2 separate regions of the Homo sapiens genome follow, and region 2 is linked to region 1. Evidence: chromatin loops called from intact Hi-C (ENCODE). Cell type or tissue: heart left ventricle. All regions are shown on one strand. Links, peaks and the distances in the headings refer to the core of each region. The heading gives the core; the rest is flanking DNA.

Evidence for each region. Peaks named below come from ENCODE experiments on the same cell type or tissue, not always from the same donor. Only the 100,000 strongest peaks of a DNase experiment are listed, where the experiment ranks them.
Region 2: a loop joins it to region 1, with 2.2 times the contacts of the local background. A loop is called at or near these places in 7 of 110 quality-filtered maps.

Annotation. Positions count from the first base shown.
Region 1 is chr2:24,432,011-24,440,034 of GRCh38, reverse strand. All of the region lies in intron 2 of LOC105374329 (a long non-coding RNA gene), which reads right to left. Among named protein-coding and RNA genes, the nearest start is that of NCOA1, 55 kb to the left of the region's middle. In heart left ventricle, for the core only: no CTCF peak of the experiment used is centred there; DNase peaks (open chromatin) are centred at 3,853, 4,654 and 5,276; H3K4me3 peaks cover 779 bases; H3K27ac peaks cover 1,908 bases.
Region 2 is chr2:24,550,834-24,558,857 of GRCh38, reverse strand. All of the region lies in intron 1 of NCOA1 (nuclear receptor coactivator 1), which reads right to left. Among named protein-coding and RNA genes, the nearest start is that of NCOA1, 64 kb to the right of the region's middle. In heart left ventricle, for the core only: no CTCF peak of the experiment used is centred there; no DNase peak of the experiment used is centred there.

The DNA.
Region 1 (8,024 bases), core at 2,147-6,146:
GAAGGGATGGGTTCTATAGACCTATGATTAGGTCTCAGGCTTTTAGTGAGTCTGTGCCTGAGTCCTGACCTTCACAAGCTCTTCTCAGCTTTGTTTTCTTTTTATTCCCCCCTTAGGTGACACAGAAAGGCTGGAGGGAGCCAGAATTGAGTATTTCCCTTCCCTCAGGTTAGTCAATCTCTGGTAAAACCCCAGTCAGTTAGGCCCTGGTAAAACAATTTCTCTTGAGGGCTGGCCTTGTTAAGGAGAATAGAATGTTCTGAGAATATTTCGAAATGGTTACTTTTCCCCTCTCCCTGCCAGAAGGACCGGGGATTCATCTCCAGTGTTGACCATGAGACTGTGGAGGGCTCCTGGAAGTAAAACCCACAAAAGTGTGGGGGCCAGCAAGACTGAACCCCTGTGGAGCCCTTAACTCTCAAATGTGCCCACACTGAGCCTCCAACAACTCAGATGAAGCAGTAAAAACCACTGGCAAAACTTATGACATCTCAACTCTTGAGTAGATGTTTTTATTATTTTTAAATTTCTTTTATTTATTATTGTTTAATAATAATAAATTATAATGTATTTATTATTTATAATTTATTATAAATAAATTGAATAGAGATGGGGTCTTGCTATGTTGACCAGGCTGGTCTCAAACTCCTGGCCTCAAGTGATCTTCCCAGCTCAGCCTCCCAAAGTGTTGGGATTACAGACGTGAGCCACCACGCCTGGCCTCTTGAGTAAATGTCTTTTTTTTTTTTTTTTGAGACAGAGTCTCCCTCTGTTGCCCACGCTGGAGTGCAGTGGCACAATCTCAGCTCACTGCAACTTCTGCCTCCTGGGTTCAAGCGATTCTCCTGCCTCAGTCTCCTGAGTAGCTGGGACTACAGGCGCAAGCGACCACGCCCAGCTAATTTTTGCATTTTTAGTAGAAACGGGGTTTCACCATGTTGACCAGGCTGGTCTCAAACTCCTGACCTAAAGTGATCTGCCTGCCTTGGCCTCCCAAAATGCTGGGATTACAGGTGTGAGCCACTATGCCTGGCCCATGTCTTTTTAATATTAATATTCTGTGTAATTAAATGGGAAAGACACAGAAAGCACTTTTCCACACCAAGGAATGATGGTACTTCTTGCAAGGAAAACCACTTGTGTATTGTTTTGGGCTATGAGCTGAACTAGCCACTTTTTCACAGAACACTATTTTTACTTGAAAGAAAGACTGACAAACTATAGTTATCCAGACTTGAGAACTTGGCAGGCATTTTTTCTCAAAAAAAAAAAAAAGAACAAAATGAGCCTGTCACTTCAAGGAAAGCGACCGACTGCATCTGTTGCTAACGATAAATTTTGAGCTTTCAAGCAAAAATTAGATTTTTGGAAAACTTATGTCCACCACCATGAACTTGATGGTTTCCCAATTTTTAAAAACCTTTATGGTTAAATCAGTGGTGCTATAAATAAATGTGGGTTTTTGATACTGTAGAATGAAATCTGTCAACATTTGTAAGACATGTATAATTCAGCAAACCAATATTTTCGAAATGACCATGAAAGATCAATAGGTTTTAACATGATAGAGCATGAGAAATACATTGATATGATTTCAGATTCCACTTTGCAGCTAATCTTTAAGAAACTATTATTTGCTAACTTTTGATTTAGTTTTTTTGATAAATCAAATTACTGAGGCTATTAAAATACTATTCTCTTTCACAACTGCCTATCTGTGTGAGGCTTGCATTTCTTTATATACTTTAACCAGACAACATGTTGCAACACATTGAAAGCAGAGGCAGATATGAGACTTGCAGCTGACTTCTATTAAGCCAGACATGAAAGAGATTTACAAAAATATAAAACAATGCCCCTCTTCTCATTAATTTTCTTGGTTTGGTAAAATATAGTTTTTTTCATTAAAAAGCATGTTATTTGTGTTAAAATATGATGGGTTTATGATTTTTAAATGAATTAATAAATACATATTTTCACATTTCTCAATTTTAATTTTGAACACTATAAATATCAATGGATATAATCCACGTCAAAAAAAGCTACTTGGGGACCTTAATAATTTTAACAGTATAAAACGATCCCAAAAGCAAAACTTTGAGAACAATTGCCCCAAGAAAAATATCTCCAGCTGGGCTCGGTGGCTCATGCCTGTAATCCCAGCACTTTGGGAGGCCGAGGTGGGCAGATCACGAGGTCAGAAGTTCGAGACCAGCCTGAGCAACATGGTGAAACCCCGTATCTACTAAATATACAAAACCTAGCTGGGCTTGGTGGTGCATGCCTGTAATCCCAGATACTCGGGAGGCTGAGGCAGGAGAATCGCTTGAACCTGGGAGGCAGAGGTCGCAGTGAGTCGAGATTGTGCCACTGCACTCCAGCCTGAGTGACAGAGCAAGACTCCGTCTCAAAAAAACCCCCAAAACTCCCCCACCCCCCAAGAGACACATATAAGACTATTCATTGCAACGATGTTTGTGATTACCCCCCAAATTAAATTACTTAATGTCTTTCAATAAGAGTATGGATGAATACTTTTTGATATAGTCACATAATAAAATATATTTTTAAAGTTAAAAAAATGAATGTGTTCGATTTACATGTATTGGCTGGGCGTGGTGGCTCACCCCTGTAATACCAGCATATTGGGTGGCCAAGGTGGGAGGATCACCTGAGGTGAGGAGTTCGAGACCAGCCTGGCCATCATGGCAAAACCTTGTCTCTACTAAAAATTCAAAAATTAGCCAGGCATGGTGGCATGAGCCTGTAGTCCGAGCTACTTGGGAGGCTGAGGCAGAAGAATTGCTCGAACCCAGGAGGTGGAGGTTGCAGTGAGCTGAGATCGCACCACTGCATTCCAGCCTGGGTAACAGAGCGTGACTCTGTCCCAAAAAAAAAATAAATTTTCAAAGATTTACATATATTAATGTGGCTGATTCTGAAACATGGTGAGGGAAATAAAAACACTTTGCAAAAAGAGAAGTACAAAATGATACCACTTACATTTCAAAAACAAAGAGAAGGATATCTTTGTTTATAGATACACCGGTATGTAGTAAGAACATAGGCCGGGCGCGGTGGCTCACGCCTGTAATCCTAGCACTTTGGGAGGCCAAGGTGGGTAGATCACAAGGTCAGGAGATCGAGACCATCCTGGCCAACATAGTAAAACCTCGTCTCTACTGAAAATACAAAAATTAGCTGGCCATGGTGGCGTGCACCTGTGGTCCCAACTACTTGGGAGGCTCAGGCAGGAGAATCACTTGAAACCGGGAGGTGGAGGTTGCAGTGAGCCAACATTACACCACTGCACTCCAGCCTGGCAACAGAGCGAGACTCTGTCTCAAAAAAAAAAAAAAAAAAAAAAAAAGAAGAAGAAGAATATAAACCCCTGGTTGTGGTTTACATAGAAAAATACCTACTAACTTCAGGATGGGAGTGGGGAGTGGAGCCAGGGGAAGAAGGGGTAGGTTTTAATGTATACCAAATTGTTTAGAAAAAGTTGTGAAGTAAATGTGTCACAAAGTTAATATTTATCGATCTGGGCCTTAGGTGTTGTTTCTGTTCATTTGAAATATTCCAGTATGAACATATGCTTATTTTTAAATGCCTCGGTGCATTTGCTCTCAGTTAGTAAAGAAAACTTCAACTGGCTGTTTCCCGATGGAATCCACTTTCTCCACCCAGGGCTGGACCACCAGCTGCCCCGCTTTTTGCCGGCTGCTTGCTGACCCTAATAGATGGCTTGGGATATTCGAAGGGTAATGTCTTTTCTGTCTGCAAAGCTCTTGATCCTGGGTTCTCAGTCATGGTTGCAAAGGAAATTCTCCCTCAGATTTCTTACAGAACTCCTGCAGCTGTCAGGCAGGGCAAGAAGCCAAAATACCCAGGGAACAACTTGAACAGGCATCAGCATAGTTCCCGCTCAGAGCAGGAGTCCCAACAGAGAGTATCCTGTTCCTGTTCCTTTTCCTTTTGAAGCCAGAGATCAAGCCTTTGATTTGTGTGGTGATGATTATCATGTAGCCTGCTGGGTGTACCGGGCTCTGGGAGTGGAGCTAAGAGGCACCTAATTCCCCCAGCGCTCCCCAGAGCCTCCTGAGCCCCAGCAGATAACTTCATAGTCAAGCTGAGATTGTCTTTTTGCCTTTAAATTCATACATGCAGCCCGGAGGCCACTCAGCTTCCCGGTATTTTCATTAAGAATCCCCTCAGCAGTCATTTTCATACTTCATAGCCTCTGATAAGGAGGAAAGAGCTTGCTATTCTGGCTTTGTTTCTGTTTGAAGAGTGCGTCCCCAAAGGAATTCTATGTGTCCCAGATTCAACACAGCTGTTAATTAGAGCTGAGAACACTTGGTTGACCCCTGTGTGGCTAATTGCTAGAACTGAGAAGCGTCTCTAAGGGCCTCCCATGATAACAACTGAAAATTGTATTGAGCCTCACCTAACGCTTCTGGATCCAGTTCAGGATGGAAAGCAATAGGCTCCCTGCGGTTCCTGGCACAGGAGAGACAGCTATGTGCTGAAGGAGCAGCATTAAGGATTCTCTTCAGTGATTAAAACACCCACATTTCACTTTGGATGTGCGACTTGAGGCAGTGCACTCGGAAGGGCTGATGGGAGAGCTCCGAACTGTGCAATGGCGCAGGCGTGGCCTACTTCGGAGGGCTTCAGCTACTCCCTTTATGTTATGGTCTGATGCCAGCACTGCCACCACCTCACCCCCAGTTCCGTGGGACGGAGTGTGAGACAACTCCTGTCGGGACCCTAGGCCAGCTTCTGAGGTGGGGCCTCAGGCAACCATTCTATCACCTAGCCCTTAAAATGAGAAAAACGCTTAAAAATCACCCAGCTCCCTGCCGGGCCCACAAGGGTGGCATCGCCTCCCTGCCCCGTTTGCTCTGCGGACAGGGAACAACAGTGGAAACAGCCAGAAACAGAAAGGTGGGCTGACAAGAGCTCGGTCTAGGTGGGAAAGGAGAGAAGATGAGGAAGAGAGGCCTCAAAATGAACTCTGGAAGTCAGAAACACTGTCAGAGGGACAGTGATCAGGGAGAAAAAAATGGGGACCATGACACAGAGAGAGGAGGAGGCATGAAGGATGGAAGAGGAATGGATGAGACCAGCCAAAGACAGTGATAAGAGAAGTGGCTCTTCCTCCTTTCTCCCCAGGTCCTGGGGAGAGAGAAAATAGCAGAGCTGATGGTGAGTGTTTTGGCCTTCTCAGCCAAGAGGCCCAGAGCATACCCCAGATAGTTTAGTGCTCTGGCCAACTCCACCCCCCAGGCCTGGCCTACAGGAGGTGACCTGGAGCCAGCAGTGTAAGGAGAGACTTGTGATCCCTTTTCCAGAGGAGGCTCAAACTATGGGTCCAATTCCAGGGAGTAACAGCAACAGAAAAGCAACCCAGAGTCAGCCTTGCCCAAGGCCAGGTTGGGGAAAGACCCAAAGGAAGCTGGAGGAAAAGGAATCAACTTCACGCTCTCATAGACCATAGACTGGCTGTCAAGGGTACCTTGCTCCAGGGACAGCTGGGAACCCCACAGATCTTGAGTCTCTAATTGAACCTTTCAGACCCTTTCTTCTAACAGACACTTCCTCACTAACAAACATACACAGAGGGCCCTGGGAGGGCTCAGCCTAGGTTGAGCAAGGATAGGGGAAAAACAGAGACAGCGAGCATGGCTGCTGTCTGCAGGCAATGGCTTGGAGAAAAAAAAACAAATACGGGCTGGGCATAGTGGCTCATGCCTGTAATCCCAGTGCTTTAGGAGGACTGCTTGAGCTCAGGAGTTTGAGACCAGTCTGGGCAACACAGCAAGATCCTGTCACGGTGGCATGCATCTGTAGTCCCAGCTACTCGGGAGGCTGAGGCAGGAGGATTGCTTGAGCCCAGGAGTTTGAGGCTACAGGAAGCTAGGATCATGCCACTGCACTCCAGCCTGGGTGACAGAGCAAGACTCTGTCTTTTAAATAAAACTTGAATACACAGGAAATCACAGTGTACAACACAGAAGAGCATCAAATGATTAGCTAAACTGTGTAGTGTAGGCTCAAAGTCTGTAGGGACTGGGAGGTGGGCCGATTAGGGCTGGAGTAGTCAGGGAGACTTCACCGAGGAGGTAGGACTTGAGCATCAGTGAAGACTTCCAGGGTCTTCAAAGTCAGAAGTGCTTTACTTGGGTAAAATGACACAGCTGATCTCACTTGACTGGAAGGCTCATGGTAGAGAATGATGAGAAGTCACGGTCCTTTATTGCCATAAAATGTACACGAAGCTGTATATTTTGAGACTTTTCATGTAAGTTTTCATAATTGCTCCTTACAAGCCTTCTAAGAAAAAATTTTTATTTTCAGAATTAGAAAACAGCTCAGATTTTATACCATCCCGGCTCCCCGTATTACATTTAATAAAATGAATCCCAAAGGTCAAGGGACTAACTCAAGGTTACACAGTTAACAAGAGCCAGGACCCTACGTCAGGTCTTATTATTCTACTCAAACAGACTTTCCAAAAGCTGGATAGATGCAGTTTTGTTTTCATTTATATGGAATTACTTTCTAAAATAGAGACCTACAAGAAAAAGAGTAATTTTATGTTTTTCCTTACAATAAGAGAAATATATAATCTTCATAGAAAGCTTAGAAAACGTAGATAAACCAAAAATTAAAATCATCCATAATCACCATAATCACAGCATCTAGTTCATAGGCTTTTTTTAATTAAAAAACAAAACAAAACAAAACAAAACAAAACAAAAAAACAAAAACAGAGATGGGGTTGTGCTATGTTGCCCAGGCTGGATTCAAACTCCTGGGCTGTGCTCAGCTTCCTGAGTAGTTGGGACTACAGGCGTACACCAGTGCACCCAGCTCTAGGCTTTTTGAAAATCATTAAAAGTTTATATTATTTTCAGTTGACCCTTACATACAAGTAGCTTTATCAGGAGCAAATGTCTCTGGTACCTTTAAGGAGAGGCATTTCAGGCAGGACAATGTGGTAGGAAGAACGTAAGATCTGGAAGCCAAAGATCTAGGATCAAGTTCTGTTTCAGTCATTACCAGCTGTTTGATCTTCCATAAATCAGGGAACTTCCTTGGGTTTCACTTCCTCATTTGCAAAATGCTGGGGGTCCAGTGATCCACTTAGATGTCTGTTCTGAGTCTGGACTTCAAAAATCAAACATTGTAAACTTGGAACAGTTAGGGCCAGGCACAGTGGCTCACGCCTATAATCCTAGCACTTTGGGAAGCCAAGGTGGGTGGATCACCTGAGGTCAGGAGTTCGAGACCAGCCTGGCCAACGTGGCGAAACCCTGTCTCTACTAAAAATACAACAATTAGCTAGACGCACGTCCTGTTGGCGCGTGCCTGTAATCCCACCTACTCAGGAGGCTGAGGCAGGAGAATTACTTGAACCCGGAAGGTGGAGGTTGTAGTGAGCTAATATTGCGCCATTGCATTGCAGCCTGGGCAACAAGAGCGAAACTCCATCTCAAAAAAAAAAAAAAAAGAAAGAAAGAAAGAAAAAGAAAAGAAAAGAAAAAACTTGGAACAGTTAATTAAAACAAAACAAAACAATATGTGATGTTTTTAAAGGAATGTAACAGCATGTTAAAATAGGGCTTTTCCTTTCTCAGAGTTTTGGCTGAGGCTTCAAAACTGAGAACAATAGGTTTCAGTCCCTCCTCCACATCCTAAGTGAGGTACAAGACTGTCCAGGCAGGACTTGCAAAGAGAGTGGCCTTGTGCCAGTTCTGCCATGGTTAGACCTTCACCCATCTCCAGGCTTCCTAAGAGAAGGGACAGAGAGGCTGCGTTCTGATATCAGTGGAAAAAGTTCTTGAGTGGAAGGCTGGTGGGTGGCAGTAGAGCAAAGCCAGGGGACCCAGAAGGAACAAGCCACACTTGCAGAAACAGTGGGGAAGTTTGTGCCAGGGGGACATGAGGAAGAAAGCTGGACTTGAGTCATCTTACAGACCCTATCTAAGAGGACCTTCTGGATGATTCCAACATAAGAA
Region 2 (8,024 bases), core at 1,385-5,384, 120 kb before region 1:
AGACAGGATCCAATCAGATCACACCTCTAGGTATCACCTCATCGCAAGATCCAATTAGATCATGCTTCATTACTCTCTGACTATAAAACATGCCCCAGCTCAGGAGACAGATTTGAGCCACTCTCCTGTCTCCTAATTTGGTGGCCTTGCAATAAACTTTTCCCTCTACAAAAACCTGATGCTTCGGTGTTTCGCTTTTGATATTGTTTGACTGTGTCCCCACCCAAATCTCAACTTGAATTGTATCTCCCAGAATTCCCCCATGTTGTGGGAGGGACCCAGGGGGAAGTAATTGAATTATGGGGGCCAGTCTTTCCTGTGCTATTCTCGTGATAGTGAATAAGTCTCATGAGATCTGATGGGTTTTATCAGGGGTTTCCACTTTTGCTTCTTCCTTATTTTCTCTTGCCACCACCATTTCAGAAGTGCCTTTCACCTCCCGCCATGATTCTGGGGCCTCCCCAGCCATGTGGAACTGTAAGTCCAATTAAATCTCTTTTTCTTCCCAGTCTCGGGTATGTCTTTATCAGCAGCGTGAAAATGGACTAATACAGTTTTCCGTTGCACACAGGCAAACAAACTTAGTTAAGTTCAGCAGCACTTTGACTGGCTCAACAGTAGCCTGGACAGGGATGAAGAAAGAACAAGTGAACTTGCATACAGGTCAATAAAAATAATCCAGAATGAAACCAAAGTTAAAAAGAGTGGGGGAAAAATACAGTTTGGAGTATTCAAGAGCTGTGGAATTATATCAGAATGTCTATTACTCCCAGGAGAAGAAAAAAAAATAATGGAGACAAAAAATATGGAAGAGATCATGGCCAAGAATTTTCCCAAAATGAACCCAAGGGTTCATTTTGGGAAAATGAACCAGAGATCCAAAAAATTCCAAGGAACCCTTCATAATAAACACCAAAAGCACACACACCAAACATACATGGATATATCATAGTCAAACTGCTGAAAATGAAGATAAAAATCGCAAAGTTAGAGAGAGAAAAAAATATCACAAAGAACAAAGATTAAAATTACAGAAGACTTCTTATCAGGAAAGTATGCAAGCCAAAAGAGAATAGAGTATATACCTTTCAAGGATTGAAAGAAAAAAAAGCTGAACATAGAATTCAGTTCTATGTATAGAATTCAATAACCAGCAAAAATACTTTTCGACAATAAAGGGCTTTTTTTGAACTAATAATACCTGAGATAATTCACTCCCTGCAGACACAAAATATATTAAAGGCAGTTCTTCAGGCAGAAGTATAGTACCAGGTAAAAATCTGGATCTACCAAAAAAGGGGGAAGGGAGGGGAGAAGGAGGAAGAAGAAGAAGAGGAAGAAGAGGAGGAGGAGCAGGAGGAGGAGGGGGAGGGGGTAGCAAAGACGAAGAGCATTGGAAGATAAATATAAAAGACTACTTTTTCTTACTTTGTTCACCGTAGATTATTCACCAACTAAAGCAAAAATTAATAAGACTGCATTGTAGGGTTAGTAACATATAGAAGTAAAATGTGTAACAACATGGCATAAAAAGGGGAGATACAAAATTGAAGTACAGTGCTGTAAAGTTATTATATGACATATAAAGTGGCATAATATTATTTAAAGGAAGAATGTGATAAGTTAAAGATATATCTTTTAAACTCTAGAGTAGCAGTTCTCAACCAAGGGCAATTCCCGCCCCAACCCACCGTTGCTACCCCCATGAAAACATTTAGCAAAGTCTGAAGGCATTTTTGGTTGTCACAATTGGGAATGGGGCGTGGCTGCTACTCTCATCTAGTAGGCAGACACCAAGGATGCTGCTAAAAATCCTACAATACATACAGGATAGCCACCCCCCCCAACCCAACAACAACAATGAATTATCTGGCCCAAAATATCAATAGTATCAAGGTTTAGGAACAATGGCCTAGAGCAAGCACTAGGTAAATAAGTAGCTAAGAGTAGAGATAAAGTGGAATCATGGAAAATGATTAATTCAATACAAGGCAAGAAAAGAAGAAAAAATTTCTGGTTCTAGGTCTTTGGGGAATCGCCACACTGTCTTCCACAATGGTTGAACTAATGCACATTCTGACCAACAGCATAAAAGTGTTCCTATTAATCCACAGTCTCACCACCATCTGTTGTTTCTTGACTTTTTAATAATAGCCATCCTGACTGGCATGAGATGGTATCTCACTGTGATTTTGATTTGCATTTCTCTAATGACCAGTGATGTTGAGCTTTTTTCCATACGTTTGTTGGCCACATAAATGTCTTCTTTTGAGAAGTGTCTGTTCATGTCCTTTGCCCACTTTTTAATGGGGTTGCCTTTTTCTTATAAATTTGACCCAGCAATGCCATTACTTGGGATATACCCAAAGGAATATAAATCATTCTACCATAAACATGCAAGCGTATGTTCACTGTAGCATTATTCACAATAGCAAAGATGTGGAATCATCCCAAATGCCCATCAATGATAGACTAAACAAAATGTGGTACATATACACCATGGAATACTATGCAGCCATGAAACAGAATGAGATCATGTCTTTTGCAGGTACATGGATGGCGCTGGAAGCCATTATCCTCAGCAACTAACGCAAGAACAGAAAACCAAACACCGCATGTTCTCACTTGTAATTGGGATCTGAACATATGAGAACACATGGACATAGGGAGGGGAATACACACTGGAGCCTGTCAGGGGGGCGGGGGAAGAGAGAGTATCAGAATAAATAGCTAATGCATGTTGGGCTTAACACCTAGGTGATGGGTTGATAGGTGCAGCAAACCACCATGGAACATGTTTACCTGTGTAACAAACCTGCAGATCTGGCACGTGTATCCTGGAACTGAAAATAAAATAAAGAGGAAAAAATAAACAAAAAAGGCCCAAAATTCAGAAGACTAGCAAGATGGTACATTTAAATCCAAACATCAATAACTAAGTAGAAATAATCTAAGCTTACTAATTAAAAGAATAAATTATGAGATCAAATGTTTAAAACAAGATCCAACTACATCCTATCTACAAGGTACCCACTTTAAATACGAAGAGAAAAGTTAAGTAAAAAGGATAGAATAGAAAGGAAAGACAGAACTGATACAATATCGACAAAACAAACCTCAGAACAAGAAATATTTCCAGTAATAAAGTGGAACACTATGTAATTACAAAGAATCAATTCATTAAGAAGACATAGCAATCCTAAATGTGTTACTATCTAACAATACAACTTCAAATTAAATGAAACAAAAACTGATAGGACTGTAAAGAGAAATAGGCAAATCCACAATTACAGTTATCGATATGAATACTCCTGTTATTAATCAATAGAACAAGAAGACAGAAAATAACTAAGATACAGAAGACCTGAAAACATTACCAACTAACTTGATCAAACTGGACATTTACAGAACACTCTACACGAGCAAAAACTATGTTCTTTTCAGGAGCACATGGAATATTCACCAACATGGACCGTATTCTGGCCCGTAAAACAAACTTTAAGATATTTAAAATACTTAAAATCAAATAATGTATTTTTTCTGGCCAAAATGGAATTAAATTAAAATTAATAACTCAAAGATAGATTAAGAATACCAAAGAGTTGGAAATTAAACAACATGTTTCTAAAATACTCCATGGGTTAAACAAAAAAGTAAGGAAAATTAGAAAATACTTTTAATTGAGTGAAAATTAAAAGAGAAAATATCAACGTTTGTGGGGAGGGCCTTTTCCTCTCGGAAGTCCCCTCTCTCTCACTAGAGAGAGAGCTGTTTTCCTTTCTTTTTCTTTCTCTTTCTCTTGCCTATTAAACCTCCGCTCCTAAACTCCTCGTGTGTGTCTGTGTCCTAAATTTTCCTGGTGTGAGATGACAAACTCCGGGTATTTACCCCAGACAACGTAGACGCTTCATATTGGGAACCTCGTCTGGGATACCAAGGTACAACATTCATCAAAACGGTAAGTAGAGAAGCGGACTCCAATCCTGTCCTTTCATTTTGGGGCTCTCAGCCTCCATTTTAGAGCCAAATCAAATCAGTAACAGGCATCCGTCAGCCAATTAAAAACACAGCATGGTTGCCATTCTTAAAGACTCGGATGTGTGACTTACTAGGGAGAACATCGAGAATCCCCCAGCACCAACATGTTGCTGGCTATGTTGGCCATGTTTGAACCAGCTTCCTTTCACGGAGGATTCAGCTGTCGTGTGAGGCTGGAAGAGGTTCTGGAGCAGGATTTCTGGCTGGGGCTACCCCCTGGTATTAGTCAAAGGTTTCTGGACTGACCTCAGCATCCAACTGCCCAAAGGGGTGTTAGCAAAAGGATCTCCAACTTTTCTATCGTAATTTCCTCCTTTCCTATCCACGATTGCCGTATCTCCTGTCCTCTTTTCCTCTCCGAAGTCCCCTCTCTCTCATTAGAGAGAGAGCTGTTTTCCTTTCTCTTTCTCTTGCCTATTAAACCTCTGCTCCTGAAAAAACAAAAAACACAACAAAAAACAAAAACAAACAAACAAAAAATCAGGGATACTACTAAAGTAGTTTTTAGAAACTTACAGCATGAAATGCTTACATTACAAAACAAGTAAGGTCTTGAATCAATAATTTAAGCCTCCACCTTAAGGAGGTAGAAAAAGGAGTAAATTAAATACAAAGCAATTTGAAGAAAAAAAATTGAAAACAAAACATAGAGGTATCTATGAAACACAAATCTAATTCTTTGAAAAGTTCAATGAAACTAAATAAATTTCTAACCAGAGTGATCAAAAAAAGAGAGAAGCCACAAATTACCTACATTGGTAATGAAAAGGAGACATCACTAGAGATTTTATAGCTATTAAAGGGATAATTAGGGAATATTCTGAACAATTTTATGGCAATAAACTCCACAACTTAGATAAAACGTACCAATTCCTTAACTCATAATTTAAAACCTTCTCAAGAAAACACTTCCATGACAAAGGCTCCCTTGGTGAATTCTACTAAACATTTAATGAAGAAATCATACCAATATTACAAAAACTCTTCCAGAAACAAGAAGAAAACGTTTCTCAATTCATTTTATGAGAATATAGTATTGACCCTAATACAAAAATCAGACCAAAACAAACTACAAGAAAACTACAGACCATCATACTTTGATGAACATAGATGGAAAATATCTTAACCAAATGAATCTAGCCAATATACTGAAAGAAATATATATCCTAGCCAAATGCCATTTATCCCAAGAATGCAATGTTGGTTCAACATATGAAAGAAAATCCATCAATGTAATACGCCACATTAACAGACTGAAAAATAAATGATCATCTTAATTAATGGGGAAAAAAACGGCATTTGTGCTGGGCAAAGTGGCTCACGCCTGTAATCCCTGCACTTTGGGAGGCCGAGTGGGCAGATCACTTGAGGTCAGCAGTTTGGGACCAGCCTGGCCAACAAGGTGAAACCCCGTCTCTACTAAAAATACAAAAATTAGCTGGGTGTAGTGGCGCACACCTGTAATCCCAGCTACTCGGGAGGCTGAGGCAGGAGAATCACTTGAACTTGGGAGGTGGAGGCTGCAGTAAGCCAAGATCGCCCACTGCACTCCAGCCTGGGCGACAGAGTGAGACCCTGCCTCAAAAAAAAAAAAAGAAGGCATTTGAAAAACTTCCACATCATTCATGATTCAAAACTCTCAGAAAACTAGAAACAGAAGAGAACATCCTCAACCTACGTATCTATAACAAATCTATAGCTAACATTATACATAATCACAAAAGATTAAACGTTGTCTCCTAAGATGACGAACGAGACATGAACGTCTGCTCTCACCACTCCTATTCAACAATGTACTGTATTGTATTACACTGTCAGTACAGTGATGCAAGAAGGAATAAAAGCCAGAAGATGGATTTTAAAAGGGGAAACAAAACTGTTTTTTTCCACAAATGACAAGACTGTCTATATAGAAAATCCCAAAGGATTAATCTACTGAATTTATCTAATAAATTTCTACTATTAAAACTACTAAATGAATTAAGCAAAATTGCAGAAGACAAGGTCAACACACAAAATTACATTGTACTTCTAGTGGTAGTAACGAATAATTAGAAATAAGTTCACAAAATAGTAGCAATTGTATAAACATTAAAAAGAGATAGAATATAACAAAATAAATGCAAGATTTTTGTGCTCAAAAATATAAAGCACAGGCCGGGAGCGGTGGGTCACGCCTTTAATCCCAGCACTTTGGGAGGCCAAGGCAGGCAGATGACGAGGTCAGGAGATCAAGGCCATCCTGGCTAACATAGTGAAACCCCGTCTCTACTAAAAATACAAAAAATTAGCTGGGTGTGGTGGCACATGCCTGTAGTCCCAGCTACTCGGGAGCTGAGGCAGGAGAATTGCTTGAACCTAGGAGGCAGACGTTGCAGTGAACTGAGATCATGCCATTGCACTCCAGCCTGGACAACAGAGCGAGACTCCATCTCAAAAAAAAAAAAAAAAAAAAAAAAAAAAAAATATATATATATATATATATATATATATATATAATATATATGAAGCACAGTGAGAAATCAAAGACCTCAATAATTGGTGATACATTATTTTCAAATATCAGATCAATCAATATTGTTAAGATGTCAATTTTCCCCCAAATTAATGTAAATCCAATTAAAATCCCAGCAGGCTTTTTAAAAAAACTGACAAGCTGATTCTAAAATTTTATGAAAATGCAAAGAAACCAGAATAGTCAAAACACTTTTCAAAAAGAAGAACAAAGTTGGAAGACTTAGATTCACTGATTTCAAGACTTTCCATAAAGCTACAGCAATTAAGACATTGTGATTCTGCCATAAGGATAAACACAAAGATAATGGAATAGAAGGGATAGTCCAGAAATAAATCTACATATTATGGTCAACTGATTTCAAACAAAAGTACCAGGGTAACTCAATAGAAAGAGAACTGTCTTGCAACAAATGGTGCAGGAACAATTGGCAGTCCATATGCCAAAACAAAAACAAAAACAAAAACAAAAGCCTCAACCCACACCTCATGTCTTACACAAAAATTAATAGACCTAAATAGAAAAAATTCAAAACTATACAACTTAGGAAAACATAGAAGAAAATCTTTGGGATTGCAGGTTAGCCCAGGGGTTGGTAAACTTATCCTGCAGAGAGCCAAACAGTCTCTGCTGAAACTACCCAACTCTGCCATTGTAGCATGAAAGCAGCCATAGACAATACATAAGCAAATGTTCACAGCTATATTCAAATAACATTTTATTTACAAAAACAAGTAGTGGGCTGAATTAGGTCGTTAGTTTGCCAACCTCTCACTGACGGAGAGTTTTTATATATGATGCTTAAAAACACAAACGATAAAAGAAAAAAAAATAACACTTTATTAAAATTTTAAACTTTTGCTGTTCAAAAGATAGTGTTATAAAAATGTAAAGACGAACCACAAATTTGGAGAAAATATTTGCAAAACAAACATCTGATGAAGGACTTGTTTTCAGGACATAAAGAACTCTTCAACACAATAATTAAAAAAATTCAATAAAAATAATGGGCAGAATATTTGGACAATGCAAAAATGACAACTCTTAACAAGCAGTCTAGAGACATGGTACATATGTTTAACCTTTCCTACTGGTCTTTATGCTATCTGAAACAGAACCAATCTTGCCTGGATAGAGCATCCAGTGTTCTGCCTTACAAAAAAAGACAACCACAAATGAAAACTATCAGAGCTTTTTTTTTTTTTTTTTTGAGACAAAGTCTTCCTCTGTCACCCAGGCTGGAGTGCAGTGGCACAATCTCAGCTCACTGCAACCTCCGCCTCCCAGGTTCAAGCGATTCTCCTTCCTCAGCCTCCCAAGTAGCTGAGATTACATGCCTAGCTAATTTTTGTATTTTTAGTAAAGATGGGGTTTCACCTTGGTGGCCAGGCTGGTCTCAAACTCCTGACCTCAAGTGATCCACCCGCCTTGGCCTCCCAAAGTGCTGGGATTTCAGGCATGAACCACTGCA